2 separate regions of the Homo sapiens genome follow, and region 1 is linked to region 2. A link is a loop called in an ENCODE intact Hi-C map of the cell type or tissue named here. Cell type or tissue: Calu3. All regions are shown on one strand. Each heading gives the region's core, and the rest is flanking DNA. Links, peaks and the distances in the headings are about the cores only.

What was found. Peaks named below come from ENCODE experiments on the same cell type or tissue, not always from the same donor. Only the 100,000 strongest peaks of a DNase experiment are listed, where the experiment ranks them.
Region 1: it touches region 2 in a loop (6-fold over the local background); 2 of 110 quality-filtered maps call a loop at or near these places.

Annotation. Positions count from the first base shown.
Region 1 is chr3:152,591,222-152,599,560 of GRCh38, forward strand. No RefSeq gene overlaps it. Among named protein-coding and RNA genes, the nearest start is that of P2RY1, 240 kb to the right of the region's middle. RefSeq lists enhancers at 5,152-5,251, 5,615-6,285. In Calu3, for the core only: no CTCF peak of the experiment used is centred there; DNase peaks (open chromatin) are centred at 5,090 and 5,520.
Region 2 is chr3:152,956,481-152,964,799 of GRCh38, forward strand. No RefSeq gene overlaps it. Among named protein-coding and RNA genes, the nearest start is that of P2RY1, 130 kb to the left of the region's middle. In Calu3, for the core only: a CTCF peak has its summit at 4,948 (motif pointing left); DNase peaks (open chromatin) are centred at 4,071 and 4,991.

The DNA.
Region 1 (8,339 bases), core at 325-8,324, 360 kb before region 2:
CCACACACTAGCCTGTAGGACGTAAGAAGACCTCGGAGACTAGAAATCACCTGCAGACTGGAGACAGGTTAAAAAGGGCTCTTAGCCCAAACTGATACTGAAGCATCTCAAATTTTATAATGCAAAAAGTTATTAAATCAGCAACATTTATATTGCCACATGCTTGCTTTGTATATCATTGACGTTGTTCCTAAAATGTGTGGTTAATCATTTCTGAAAATTTTATATTGATCTATTTTATATAATTTAATTCAATTTTGTTTAACAAACATTAATAAGCTCCAAGTGATCAAGGTACCATGGGGGTGGGAGTCAGGGTTGGGGAGTAACAAATATTAGAAAGAAAAAACATCTTGCTCTGCCTTTTTGGTGATTACAGTCTAACGGGAGGCAGGCAAACAAGCAGAGAAATGTGACATAAGTGATAAGAGAAGGACATGAGCAAATAAAAGCATTTTAGATGACTGAAGGGAACATAAGACCATGCTATCAGCCTTCCTGGAACACTACCAACCTACCACAAACAGCCACATTTAAGCCCTCTATCCTCTAATTCTGATGCTAAAGTTCTGATTCCATTTATAAGCCATCATCTCATCTCATCTTCTATGCAGTGCACGAGACTCTCTGAAATAGGTTGGTACCTTTGGACAATTAAAATGAATGCAGTAATTGGAAATATGAAGGTGCTCTCACAGGAATTGTGTTCTTGCTATGTTGTATATGCATGTGTAGGAATGTTAAAATGTTAACATGTCTTTGACTGCATAACTGCAATCATTATTAGTTAAATAGTAAAATGTTCTTTTCCAATTCTACTTTTATACATTCATTCACTTAACAAATACATATACCTCTGTGTGCCAGTCACTGTCTAGGCACTACAGACAAAGAAGTGGACTTGAGAGACAAGGTCCTTGCCTTTATGGGCTCATATTTAGATATCTGGAAATTAAACCAACTTGTAAACAACTATTTCAAATAAAGGATAAACAGAAGGAGGTGTGGGGTGGAAGAATGAATATTATTAGATTAGTCTAAAGAGGCCTCTCTTGAGAAACTACATTTGAGCTGAGTCCAAAATGATATAGAGGCAGCCATGTGAACAGATAGGGAGAGAGTGTTCCAGGCAGAGGGCACAGCAAATGCAAAACCTTTGAGAAGAAAACCAGCTTAGGATATTCAAGGATAAAAAAGAAGAAAAGAAAAACAGCATGCTGGAAGCAAACTGAGCTGGGAGATGAGTGGTACTATATGAGATTAGAGAGAAAGTCAAGGCTATGTGCAAGGAGTAATCATGCATCTCGGTTTCCTTGTAAGGTTCAGTCTCAGTTTGTACCTGTTGTCCTCTTCTTGACTAATAGGGCTCCTTTTATCTCACACATGTCCTAGAGGGGAGTAGAAATGATACTGTCACTCTACTCAGACTTTGGATCCTATTCCAAGTGCAGTGGGAAGCCATGAAGTGATTTTACGCTAAAGAAAGGCAAGATGTGATGTATCTTTTGAAAGAGCACTGTTATATTTTATGCAAAATCTCAACTGATTTTTCCCTGTTAATAATAACTAATACTGATGATGATTACTGTTAGTTTACTGGACCAACAGAGGTGATTTCCCAGGTCTCCACTCCAATTTTTTTTCACATGATCACATAACCACATAAGTCAAATAAACATGGACTGGACACAAATACACACTCATCTACTTATTCTCTATGCCAAGGCAGTGGAAGAATATGGAATGTGTAATATTTTATAAACGTCCTTTTACTAAATGTTATTAGTAAATTATTCCCTTACATATATAGCATTGAATCAACAGCTCATTCATCTTCAGGGAACATATCAAATATACTGTTTAGGTAGCATGATGGCATGGTGCTAAGAACATTAAATTAAGAGGAAGGCACCTTGAATTCTGGCCATTTGGAATAATTTGTTTAAACATGTTAGGTCTCAGTTTCATCAACTACAAAATGGAAGTTTAGAGTTTTTTATTTCTTTCAGGGTAGGAGTGTCAATACTTGAAAATAGAACTAAAATAATGTGGAGGAGAGAGTGAAAGTAAGGAGAATGGAGAGAGAAGAACTAAGACAAGGATTAGAAGGAGAAAAAAAGAATGAGGAGGGAAGGAGAGAGATGGGGAGAAGGAGGAGAAGAGAGTGAAAGAAGAGGAAGAGGAGGAGGAGGAAGAAAGCAAAGGGAAATAGGAAAGGAAAAGGGGGAGAAGGAAGAGGGAGGAAAGGAAAAAGAAGCAGGAAGAGGAAAGAAGGGAAAGGAAGAGGGGAAAAGAGAAGCCAGGGAAGGAAATTAAGCTGACAGAGTGAATCAGTCAGGGTTTTTGTTGCAAGCAACAGAAATTTGGTTTATTTAAGCAGAATTATCATTTATTCCCAAGTGGGCCAGATAATTGGCTTGGAGACTTTCACCAAGAACCAAGTCCAACTTTGTATTGCCCAACATAAAGCCTAGTAGGGCTGGTCTTATAGAGACACTGATGTCACTGTTTCCAGGCACAGATTTTGAGGCTTATACTGCAGATACTCATAGTGCCAGATGCTGACTAGAGCTCTTGCCACCCTAACCCAAAGGATAGGTCTTTGCATCATCAGTTCTCAAATCCACATCCTCCAAGAGAGCATCTAATTGGCAAAACCAAAGACACATGCCTGTGTCCTCTCTTCAAGCAATTTTCCTAGACTTTTTATGGAAAGAGGTCACTGTTTTTTTTTTTTTTTTTTTTTTTTTTTTTTTTTTTTTATTATACTCTAAGTTTTAGGGTACATGTGCACATTGTGCAGGTTAGTTACATATGTATACATGTGCCATGCTGGTGCGCTGCACCCACTAATGTGTCATCTAGCATTAGGTATATCTCCCAATGCTATCCCTCCCCCCTCCCCCGACCCCACCACAGTCCCCAGAGTGTGATATTCCCCTTCCTGTGTCCATGTGATCTCATTGTTCAATTCCCACCTATGAGTGAGAATATGCGGTGTTTGGTTTTTTGTTCTTGCAATAGTTTACTGAGAATGATGGTTTCCAATTTCATCCATGTCCCTACAAAGGATATGAACTCATCATTTTTTATGGCTGCATAGTATTCCATGGTGTATATGTGCCACATTTTCTTCATCCAGTCTATCATTGTTGGACATTTGGGTTGGTTCCAAGTCTTTGCTATTGTGAATAGTGCCGCAATAAACATACGTGTGCATGTGTCTTTATAGCAGCATGATTTATACTCATTTGGGTATATACCCAGTAATGGGATGGCTGGGTCAAATGGTATTTCTAGTTCTAGATCCCTGAGGAATCGCCACACTGACTTCCACAATGGTTGAACTAGTTTACAGTCCCACCAACAGTGTAAAAGTGTTCCTATTTCTCCGCATCCTCTCCAGCACCTGTTGTTTCCTGACTTTTTAATGATTGCCATTCTAACTGGTGTGAGATGATATCTCATAGTGGTTTTGATTTGCATTTCTCTGATGGCCAGTGATGATGAGCATTTCTTCATGTGTTTTTTGGCTGCATAAATGTCTTCTTTTGAGAAGTGTCTGTTCATGTCCTTCGCCCACTTTTTGATGGGGTTGTTTGTTTTTTTCCCAAACAGCATGGTACTGGTACCAAAACAGAGATATAGATCAATGGAACAGAACAGAGCCCTCAGAAATAATGCCGCATATCTACAACTATCTGATCTTTGACAAACCTGAGAAAAACAAGCAATGGGGAAAGGATTCCCTATTTAATAAATGGTGCTGGGAAAACTGGCTAGCCATATGTAGAAAGCTGAAACTGGATCCCTTCCTTACACCTTATACAAAAATCAATTCAAGATGGATTAAAGATTTAAACGTTAAACCTAAAACCATAAAAACCCTAGAAGAAAACCTAGGCATTACCATTCAGGACATAGGCGTGGGCAAGGACTTCATGTCCAAAACACCAAAAGCAATGGCAACAAAAGACAAAATTGACAAATGGGATCTAATTAAACTAAAGAGCTTCTGCACAGCAAAAGAAACTACCATCAGAGTGAACAGGCAACCTACAACATGGGAGAAAATTTTCGCAACCTACTCATCTGACAAAGGGCTAATATCCAGAATCTACAATGAACTCAAACAAATTTACAAGAAGAGGTCACTGTTTCCCACCCACACTCATAAGGTAGAAAATTCCTTACACAAAAAAAGCAAGATGTATGCTGGGCATACAAAAAGAATGACACATGTTCATTATAAGAGAACAGAGTATATTTAGTGATAAATTAGCTTTGTGGTAAAAATATTTTACTATGAAAATGGTAACACAGACCAGGTACAGTGGCTTATGTTTGTAATTCCAGCACTTTGGGAGGCTGAGGTGGGGGGATTGCTTGATTCCAGGAGTTTGAGACCAGCTTGAGCAACACAGTGTGACCCTGTCTCTACAAAATTTTTACAAATTAGCTGGGTGTGGTGGCACACATGTGTAGTCCCAGCTACTCATCTACTCAGGAGGCTGAGGTGGAGGTGGGAGGATTGCTTGATCCCAGAGGGTTGAGGGTACAGTGAGCTAGGCTTATGGCACTGCACTCCAGCCTGGGTGACAAAGTGAGACCCTGTTTCAAATTATAATAATAATAATAAATTATTTAAAAAATACTAAGAGAAAGAAGAAAGAAAGAGAGAGAAAGAAAGAAAGAAAGAAAGAAAGAAAGAAAGAAAGAAAGAAAGAAAGAAAGAAAAGAGGTAATATAATTGATCTAGGGTTAAGTGAATAAAGTATAATATATTTCTCAGTTCTGATTATTCCAAGGAATCTTTTAGTCTGGTGTCAGGGAGAGAATGGAGACCACAAATCTCTTTCCTTTTCTTCATAGCAAGATGGAAGAAGCCAAAGATTCGAGCTCTTTCTCTCAAATGTAGCTTTTCAAACAGCAAGTCCTAAGTCTCAAGTTAGGAAGTGAAAGTGTCATAGCTCTCTGATGCTGGCTAAAATTTTACTTTAAGTTTCTTGTCCTTGAAGAGAAACAGGAAGCACATTTTCTTATCAGCCAAAGCAGAATGAGTTCTTTTAGCAAGGTCCCACCCCCTGAGAGTGAACTTTGCACTGCCCAAATATGTGCGTGGAGCTCATTTGTGCTCTAATTGAATCCTTTAAAGCAACACAGCTGGAAGACTCAGATCTCACTTCCTTGATATTCTACAGTCTGCAGTTCATTTTTGCCAAGCCAAAAAGTGACTTGTGGAGGGAAAAATAACCCTAACAACAACAACATTTAAAAAGAAACAAAACCAGAGGAACTATCTGACATTTTGGTGCATCAGTTTAGTCAGTATATTCCTGCTGCTCGGAATAATTTCTCTGGACCTAGAACTCAACTTCTTCTTAGATAATTTATAATCATGGAAACCATACAGATCCCTGAGGTCAGGGAGCCACAGCGAGACCACATCCTTTGTTTTCATTTCTCAGCTCCAAGTTAAGCTGCTTATTGTGCCTGGATCCAAGATGTACAAATCATCCAGAGTGGCTGGGTTGTGTAAGAATGTTTCAACTGGCATGATGCCTGCTCTATCAATACAAATGGCTTAACTATTTTCTGATAAACCAAAGAATCATCCTACATGGCTCTCCTGAAACTGTAACTGTCTCTGAGCTGGCAGAGGAAGACTTGCAAGGGTTTTGTGTTTGAGAATCATCTGCAGATTGAGTTTTACAGGAGCTGGTTCCCTTACTTTGACACCCTGGGAGCAACTTCATATAAAGAACAGATCAGCATCTGAATATGGAACAGTAGGTGTCAGGCCTCTGAGCCTAAGCTAAGCCATCATATCCCCCGTAACCTGCATGTACACATCCAGATGGCCAGTTCCTGCCTTAACTGATGACATTCCACCACAAAAGAAGTGAAAATGGCCTGTTCCTGGCTTAATGGATGACATTATCTTGTGAAATTCCTTCTCCTGGCTCATCCTGGCTCAAAAGCTCCCCTACTGAGCACCTTGTGACCCCCACTCCTGCCCACCAGAGAACAACCCCTTTGACTATAATTTTCCTTTACCTACCCAAATCTTATAAAACGGCCCCAACCCATCTCCCTTCGCTGACTCTCTTTTCGGACTCAGCCCGCCTGCACCCAGGTGAAATGAACAGCTTTATTGCTCACACAAAGCCTGTTTGGTGGTCTCTTCACACGGACGTGCATGAAATTTGGTGCCATGACTCGGATCGGGGGACCTCCCCTGGGAGATCAATCCCCTGTCCTCCTGCTCTTTGCTCCATGAGAAAGATCCACCTACGACCTCAGGTCCTCAGACCACCAGCCCAAGAAACATCTCACCAATTTCAAATCCAGTAAGCGGCCTCTTTTTACTCTCTTCTCCAACCTCCCTCTATCCCTCAACCTCTTTCTCCTTTCAATCTGGGCGCCACACTTCAATCTGTCCCTTCTCTTAATTTCAATTCCTTTCATTTTCTGGTAGAGACAAAGGAGACACATTTTATCCATGGACCCAAAACTCCGGCGCTGGTCACGGACTAGGAAGGCAGCCTTCCCTTGGTGTTTAATCACTGCAGGGATGCTTCTCTGATTATTCACCCACGTTTCAGAGGTGTCAGACCACGCAGGGACGCCTGCCTTGGTCCTTCACCCTTAGCGGCAAGTCCCGCTTTTCTGGGGGACTTGCCAACCCCTTCTCTCCATGTCTCTACCCCTTCTCTGCTTTTATGGGGGAAGGGCAAGAACTCCTCAACCCCTTCTCCTTCACCCTTAGTGGCAAGTCCCGCTTTTCTAAGGGGCAAGAACCCCCAATCCCTTATCCCTGCATCCTGACCTCTTATCTCTGTGCCCCAATCCCTTATCACTGTGCCCCAATGCCTTATTTCCGTGCCCCAACCTCTTATCTCCATGCCCTGACCCCTTATTTCCATGCCCCGACCCCTTTCCCACTTTTCTGGAGGGTAAGAACCCCCGAACCCCTTCCCTCCATGTCTCTACTCTCTCTTTTCTCTGGGCTTGCCTCCTTCACTATAGGCAACCTTCCACCCTTCATTCCTCCTTCTTCTCCCTTAGCCTGTGTTCTCAAGAACTTAAAACCTCTTCAACTCACACCTGACCTAAAACCTAAATGCCTTATTTTCTTCTGCAACACCGGTTGGCCCCAATACAAACTTGACAATGGCTCTAAATGGCCAGAAAACGGCACTTTCAATTTCTCCATCCTACAGGACCTAAATAATTTTTGTCGAAAAATGGGCAAATGGTCTGAGGTGCCTTAAGTCCAGGCATTTTTCACACTTCATTCCCTCCCTAGTCTCTGTTCCCAATTCGATTCCTCCCAAATCCTCCTTTTTTCCCTCCCACCTGTCCCCTCAGTCCCAACCCCAAGCATTGCTGAGTCTTTCCAGTCTTCCTTTTCTACAGACCCATCTGACCTCTCCCCTCCTCCTCAGGCTGCTCTTCACCAAGCTGAGCTAAGTCCCAATTCTTCCTCAGCCTCCGCTCCTCCACCTATAATACTTCTACCACCTCCCCTCCTCACACCCGGTCTGGCTTACAGTTTAGTTCCATGACTAGCTCTTCCCCACCTGCCCAGCAATTTCCTCTTAGAGAGGTGCCTGGAGCTGAAGGCATAGTCAAGGTACATGTACCTTTTTCTCTATCAGACCGCTCTCAGATCAGTCAATGTTTAGGCTCTTTCTCATCAGACCCCACTAAATACATACAGGAATTCTGATATCTAACTCTGTCCTACAATTTAACCTGGAGTGACTTAAATGTCATCCTGACTTCTACCCTCTCCCCAGATGAACGGGAAAGAGTTTTTTCTCTAGCCCAATCTCATGCTGACAACCGCTGGCTTCATGAGCCAGACCTCCAGGAAGGCATTAGAGCAGTTCCCCGAGAGGATCCCCAATGGAACTACCAGGCAAATTCCCCAGGTATAGCTAGGCGAGATTACATGATTTCCTGCCTAGTTGAAGGGCTTAAAAAGGCAGCTTACAAAGCTGTTAATTATGACGAGCTTAAAGAAACTACCCAAGGTAAAGACGAAAACCCAGCCCGGTTCATGGCCCGCTTAGCAGCAACACTTAGACACTTTACTGCCCTAGACCCAGAGGGGCCAGAAGGCCGCCTTATTCTTAATATGCATTTTATCACCCAATCCACTCCTGAAATTAGGAAAAAACTCCAAAAATTAAATTCCGGCCCTCAAACTCCACAACAGGACTTAATTAACCTTGCCTTCAAGGTGTACAATAATAGAAAAAAGTTGCAATTCCTTGCCTCCACTGTGAGGCAAACCCCAGCCATATCTCCAGCACACAAGAACTTCCAAACGC
Region 2 (8,319 bases), core at 1-8,000:
TAGCTGGGACTACAGGCGCCCGCTACCACGCCCGGCTAATTTTTTGTATTTTTAGTAGAGACGGGGTTTCACCGTGTTAGCCAGGATGGTCTCGATCTCCTGACCTCGTGATCCGCCCACCTCGGCCTCCCAAAGTGCTGGGATTACAGGCGTGAGCCACCGCGCCCGGCCCACATTTTCCTTTTTATTATCATTGTGACTTGCTTGAATGTTGGTGTGCTTTCTTAGTACTTTCTTCCAATCTTCTTTATTCTTGAGGAAAATTAGTCCCTTGATATGTTCTACTTTAGCTATTAGAAATAGCTAAAATCTTCAATTTATGGAATGAGAGGCTTGAAAATGTAGATTTTATGTCTCAGAGCATGTGTGTATTTACTCAACCTTATAAAATTGGATCTTTTACTTGAGCAGTGAGACTTGTACCTCTTTAGCACCTGTGTATTTTGGCAACTTTGCTTTTGAAACATCATTTGGAGCACTAAGGGAACAATTGGTGCTTAGAGAGACATTAAAGAAATGCTAAATGCTATTTAAAATTTTGTGGGTGTTTTTTCTTGGTTTTGTTTGGTTTGATTTTTGGTGCATGGAAAAGAATAAGACTTTTGGGACATCAGCCCTGTTAAGAAGAAAATGGAATGTTTGAATTGCATCAGGTGAAAAATGTTTACCCCAATGTCACATTACTAAGTTAATGCATTCAGGACTCTCCCATATGAGAGAGTGGTAGACATAGTGTTAACATCACTATAAACCTTTGTCCCAGTCCAGCTTGGTGGCAGAAAGGAAAGGGGAGGGTCCAAAGATTATTACTATAATTTCTATCATACATAATGTATCCAACAAATGATAATTTATCTTCCTCTGGTTTATGTAATTAAGTTTTCCAGTTCAAAAACCATTACTCTTACTGTAGTTCTGAAGTAGTAAATGTAGCAGGGAAAGCCAACCTGTGGCTCATGTATGGTCATGTCCTCCTCCCATGTCTAAAGCAAACATCATTTATCCATTATGTCGCTCATTCTTACCAAGCCCAGAGGAGACCTCAGAATTCTTTTCAACATAGCCTTAAAGCCAGTTACTCCAAAAATTAGAATTGGAACCAAAGGTCAGCTCACAGCTATACAATTATTAGCTGCAAATGGGAGGTGAGGGAGCATTGCTAAATATGTGCCTATCAAAGACCTGAGCAAAGTGAAGCGATTACATAAACAGCTTTCACTTTGCTAATGAAGTAACTGAGTACCTTCTTCAAATATAACTAGTGAGTCATGATTCTAGAACTGAGATTCAAGTCTTCAGTATCTTTGAATTCCATCTTTTCACCATTTCACATGTCCCCTCATACATCTGTCTACACAGATTTATGTTTATATTACATACATTTTTATTTACCTAATCTACACTTTAATTCATTGTCAGAAGCGCCTTCTAACAATACCAAAGATTCTATTTGTATTTAATTGGAACTAAACATATATTGGCTGCCATACTAAATTTTACTCTATCCAGATTGAAAGCATTGTCCCACTGTTTTAAAATACCACAGATTTATTATTTACAATCAAGGGAGGCATGCATCAGTGTAATAATGTGTCTCAACTCAATTTAACATATTACATTCCCCAACTGGAAATGACACAGTAGCCAGGAAGACTAAACTACCATTTACTTTCCTTACTCCGTGTTCAGCTGTAGGCACTGGAGTATGAAATGGCTAGCTACATTCATTACTAGGTTCTGTAGGCTTCTGCTCACAATGTCCACCAAAGCTGCATTAACAGAATAAAATGTATTACAAAATTCCACCATACATTCCCAATAAACATAGTTCACAAAGTATAAATTAAGAGATAGAAATGTGTGTGTAATCATAGAATACATGTTTTCTTTAGCATACAAATTCTGACTATCTGAATATTTCTATCCGTTATAACAACACTACACAAAACTATAACAACTTGCAAAATATTTACTGTGCAGACCAAACCCTGCTGTAATAAACCCACTAATGCAAATCAGTGAAAATGTTTAAACTGTGCTAGAGTTCAGTGAGAGAAGTTAGAGTGCACTGCAGTCATACCTCAGCTATATGGGATCCAGCTCATTGTCTCCATCAGCTTCCACACATTTTCCCTGATGAATTAGCCCCTTTTAGGCACTAACTTCTCCCAGACAGTATATTTTGCTGTATGTGTCAAAATTAACGTGGTAATTCTAAAATTCATATGAAGATTCAAAAAGTTAGAAATAGCCAAGGCAATTTTGAAGAAGTATAAAACTATAGACTTAAACTATCAGAAATCAAGACCTATTGTAAAGCTATATTCATATGATATAATATCACACAGCAAAAATGTGATCATGTGGCCAGTGCGGTGGTTCATGCCTATAATCCCAGTACTTTGAGAGGCTGAGGTGGGCAGATCACTTGAGGTCAGGAGATTGAGACCAGCCTGGTCAACATGGTGAAACCCCATCTCTACTAAAAATATAAAAAAATTAGCCGGGCATGAGGTGCACGCCTGTAGTCCCAGCTACTCGGGAGGCTCAGGCAGGAGAATGGCTTGAACCCAGGAGGCAGAGGTTGCAGTGAGCTGAGATAGCACCATTGCACTACAGCCTGGGCGACAGAGTGAGACTCCATCTAAAAAAAAAGTGATAATGTGTTACCCAGATGCAGCTTCCAAAAAAAATATTTCTTTTATAAGGATTTTAAAAAGAAGCTTTCACTTATTTCAAAGCAGTAGGATATTAATCTCACATTCATATTACTTATTTTCAGCCCATTTCTTTCCTTTTTTAAAAATCCTACCCTAGAATTGACTGACCAGTCACAACAATCAGCAGATACCTTACACCTGTCCACCTCTTCCATGGACTGCCTCAATTGCAAATTGCCTTGTTTGTGGTCTGCCCTTTGCAGGGCAGTTCACACCTAGGTACTGAATATGTAGGGAAGGGTGTAAATGCTTAGCCATTTCAACTCAGCGTAGGACGCTGTGATGGGCAATACTCAACAGAGGTTTTATCAAGCCTGCATCACAGTTCAACTCTCTTCCCCGCCCAGTATGTGTTTTTAGAGAACCCAACATCTGATGAATAAATAATGCATGAATTGCTCATACATAAGTTTGAACAAAAGAAACCAGACACAAAAAAGTATATATTATGTGATTCATTTAAATTAATTTTTAAAACAAAACTAAACCAGAATGATAGAGATCAGAACAATGACTACCTTCAAATGGCTATTGACTGTGAGAGGGTATGAGAAAGCTTTTTGTCTGCTGATAATATTCCATACCTTCATCTTTGTGGTAGTTGCCTATATACCCATGTGACTATATACATGAATACTCAGCACTTGGATCAGCATACACACACACACACACGTACACACACAGTATGTGTGTGTGTATGTATATGTTCAGATTGAAAGGACACAAGGAATACCAAAGAGATTAGATAAGGAGGCATTTATAGTGAAATTTCAGAGTAGCATAAAAAAGAAAAAAATTCTAAAAGCTTCCAGAGGGAAAGAACAAAACACTTACAAATGAATAAATGTCATATTGATAACAAATCTTCAAACTGCAACTGCTGGATTCATGAAGTCAATTAAATTTACAATGAATGAAAAATCGTGATTCTACAATTCTGCACTGTTAAAGCCCAGGAAAAGAAAAAAAGAAAATAATACACAATACTTTACCTTCTTGAGCCTCAATTCATTGAAATGTCATATAGTATAATCTTCTAAAATAAAAATGCAGCATAAAGCTGCCTCAAGAATGTAAATGCATAAATAATAGCTGTAGTGGTGAGTCCAGTCACTACAATGATTTGGAAGTAGTCATGGGAATATACAAGATATCAATATATGGCCAGGTGGGGTGGCTCACACCTGTAATCCCAGTACTTTGGGAGGCCAAGGTGGGTGGATCACCTGAGGTCAGGAGTTCGAGACAAGCCTGACCAATATGGTGAAACCCCGTCTCTCCTAAAACTACAAACAAATTAGCTGGGTGTGGTGGCGGATAGATCCCAGCTACTCAGGGGCTGAGGCAGGAGAATTGCTTGAACTCGGGAGGCGGAGGTTGTGGTTAGCCGAGATTGCACCATTGCACTCCAGCCTGAGCAACAGAATGAGACTCTGTCTCAAAAATTTTATATATATATATAAAATAACTAATTTGATATGAAAATATCTATAAATTATATTCGTTGTTTGTTACCTACATGCATAACTGAAGGAAATGCTAAATCTCAGTGAGAACTAAATTAAAACAAAGACATGAAGTGGAAGCCAGAGGTGAGTTCAAATTCCAGATCTGTTACTCATTTGTACAAATAAGTTAGATAATTGCTTAAGCCCTTCGAACTACAGTCTCCTTATGTTTCAACGGAGATAATACTTTCTACTTCACAGGGCTGTTGGAAGGATTGTTAGATGATCTAAGAAGACTCTAGCAATGTCTCTAGTAGATTTGCCTGCCATCTGAAGCCCTTATATTCCACCCACTCTCTGTGAATAAGCCAAATCTTGACCTCTCCCCAATCTCTCTCAGTTTTAACTCAGCTTCCAACCTCAATTTTCAAGCAGAAGATTTCCAAATAAAGATGTATATTTTCTTATTTATTTGAAATGATATCTGGAATAGTAGTTTCCAACCTCCTCATTGGATTAGATTATATCCCTGTACATTCTGCAGGTAAGAATAAAATGTTTGACAGAGAAACACGTTGTATTGTTTCTGTCAATATGGATGCTGTTATATTGTTTGAAGCAAATTATTTTACACAAATATGGGTCTCGATATGATTATATGCTATGCAAACAAACATATACATGCATAAGAGACTGGAAACAGAATTCTGAACTGGCTCAGCTTAAATCCAGTCATCTGGATCATGAAATCAGCATATCTGCTACCACCTGGTGGTAGTTTACCCAAATTCTGGTTACACTTTCTTGTGTGCTTGAATACCTTGATCAATACAACTCTCAGTCTACAAATCTAAAGCATGTTGCCAAACTCAAACCAGTCCGGGGAGTACATTTCCACATTTTTAGGCATCTGTCCAGATGCTTCATTTGCTTTCCTTCACAGAGTAAATCATTACCAAATGGAAGTAGTGTTGATGCTTTCGCTATAGTACCATTCCAGCCTTATTTCCTATTATTTCCATTGAGGCCACACACACTCCAGCAAAATTATCTGCTCACTGCTTCTTACACATTGCCTGTACTCCTCTCCCCAGCTTGTCATGTCGTCTCTTATGACCATGTGTATGCCTACAAACCAAATAGTCTAATGCCATCTTCTCCACGAAATCTTTTCACTTTGCCCAGAGGGACATACTCCTTTCTCTTCTGTTATCTCCTAAAGCAATTCATTGTAACATCCATCCTCATACTATGTAACACTTAGTACTACAGTCATTTATATAGTTATTGTACTGAAGACTGCAGGCAATTGTAACACAATGGTAAGTATTTGTGTATCTAAACAGAAAAGGTATCGTAAACACACAATCTTTTGGTACCACTGTTAAATATGTGATCTGCCACTGACTGAAATGTTGTTCAGTGGTACATAACTATATGTGTTTGTGTGTATACATACATGTACATAGGCAAGTCCCTTCTGTCTATGAGCTTGTAAAATCAAAAGCAAGCTAGTTACTTCCTAGATACAATGGGGATACAGGTATTAGGTAAATACAGCCATTCCAAATGAGAGAAATTGACCAAAACAAAGGGGTTACCGGGCCCAGGCAAGTCCAAAATCCAGCGGGACAGTCAAATTTTAAAGCCCCAAAATGATCTCCTTTGACTCCATATCTCACATCCAGTCACACTGATGGAAGAAGTGGGCTCCCATGGTCATAGGAAGCTCCACCCCTGTGGCTTTGCAGGGTACAGCCTCCCTCCCGGCTGCTTTCACAGGCCGGTGTTGTCTGCAGCTTTTCCAGGCACACAGTGCACGCTGTCGGTGGATCTATCATTCTGGGGTCTGGAGGACGGTGGCCCTCTTGTTACAGCTCCACTAGGCAGTGCCCCAGTAGGGACTTTGTGTGGGGGCTTTGACCCCACATTCCCCTTCCACACTGCCCTAGCAGAGGTTCTCCATTAGGGCCCCACCCCTGCAGCAAACTTTTGCTTGGGCATCCAGGCATTTCCATACATCTTCTGAAATCTAGGCAGAGGTTCCCAAACCCCAGTTCTTGACTTCTGTGCACCCACAGGCTCAACACTACATGGAAGCCACCAAAGTTTGGGGCTTGCAACCTGTGAAACCATGGGCTGAGCAGTACCTTGGCCCCTTTTAACAATGGCTGGAGCAGCTGGGACACAGGGCACCAAGTCCCTAGGCTGCACACAGCATGGGGACCCTGGGCCAGGCCTACAAAACCACTTTTTCCTCCTAGGCCTCTGGGTCTGTGATGGGAGGGGCTGCATGAAGACCTATGACATTCTCTGGAGACATTTTCCCCATTGTCTTGGGGATTAACATTCAGCTCTTTGTTTCTTATGCAAATTTCTGCAGCCGGCTTACATTTTCCCTCAGAAAAATGGGTTTTTCTTTTCTACTGCATCATCAGGCCTTAAATTTTCCAAAATTTTATGCTCTGTTTCCCTTTTAAAATGGAATGCTTTTAACAGTACCAAAGTCACCTCTTGAATGCTTTGCTGCTTAGAAATGTCTTCTGCCAGATACCCTAAATCATCTCTCAAGTTCAAAGTTTCACAAGTCTCTAGGGCAGGGCAAAATGCTGCTAGTCCCTTTGCTAAAGCATCACAAGAGTCACCTTTGCTCCAGTTCCCAACAAGTTCCTCATCTCCATCTGAGACCACCTCAGCCTACACCTTATTATATATGTCACTATCAGGCTTTTGGTCAAAGCCATTCAACAAGTCTCTAGGAAGTTCCAAACTTTCCCACATTTTCCTGTCTTCTTCTGAGCCCTCCAAACTATTCCAACCTCTGCCTGTTACCCAGTTCCAAAATCACTTCCACATTTTCAGGTATCTTTTCAGCAACACCCGTTCTACTGATACCAGTTGACTGTATTAGTCCGTTTTCATACCCAATAAAGACATACCTGAGACTAGGAAGAAAAAGGTTTAATTGGACTTACAGTTCCACATGGCTGGGGAGGCCTCAGAATCATGGTGGGAGACGAAAGGCACTTCTTACATGGTGGTACCAAGAGAAAATGAGAGAGACACAAAAGCAAAAACCCCTGATAGGCTGGAGTGCAATGGCATGATCTTGGCTCACTGCAACCTCCACATCCTGGGTTCAAGTGATTCTCCTGCCTCAGCCTCCTGAATAGCTGGGATTACAGGCACCTGCCACCATGCCCGGCTAATTTTTGTATTTTTAGTAGAGATGGGGTTTCGCCATGTTGGCCAGGCTGGTCTCAAGCTCCTGACCTCAGGAGATCCGCCTGCCTTGGCCTCCCAAAGTGCTGGGATTACAGGAGTGAGTCACAGCACCTGGCCATTGTTTAAGAATTTTTATAGAGCATGCTCTTTAGCCCCCTTGCCCCACCTTTCCTAGAGGTTGGTGAGTGAAGCTGAAAGTACTCTCTAGTTGTCTAATTACTTGGTCTTTCTCGTGACCAGCCCTATTCTGGGGCTATTAGGTCCCACCCCATGTAACCTCATTAGCATGAATTCAAGTGTTATCAAAGGGGCTTATTGTGACTATCAAAAAATAAATACTCCTATCACTCAGGAAATTCCAGGGGTTTTAGGAGCTCTATTACAAGGGCAAAAAAACAATATACAGTATTTCAAATTATCCTGCAGGAGACGATTGAACTCAGTAAAAGCCATGGAGAAGATGGGATTGATATGAAAGATTCTGCAAAGGCCGAATCTATAGAATATAATGAGTGACTAGCAGGAGGGTAGGAAAGAGAAAAAACTCAAGATAGTTTTACATTTTTGAGTCTAGGTGACTGGGAGAATAGAGGAGAATGCGGAGTCTGTAATAGAAAACAATATTTAAAACAATCTCTTAAGAACAAATTTTTGATGCCCTGGTTTTGGTCTACTAATTTTCATAATTTATCACCAGAAAAAAAATTTACATCTGGGCTATATAACTCATGAGTATGTTATTATTAAAAGATGATAGAGATAGCCATGAAGAACCACTAGTAAATCTGTGAATCTTGGTTTCTTGGTGCTACTATATTTAAGGATAAGTGTATTTGTTAAATGTTCTGCATTTTTGTTAGTGGTACCGTTAGAACTATAATCACCTGGAGAGTCCCTCCTGCCCATAGCACAGATAAAACCAGTTC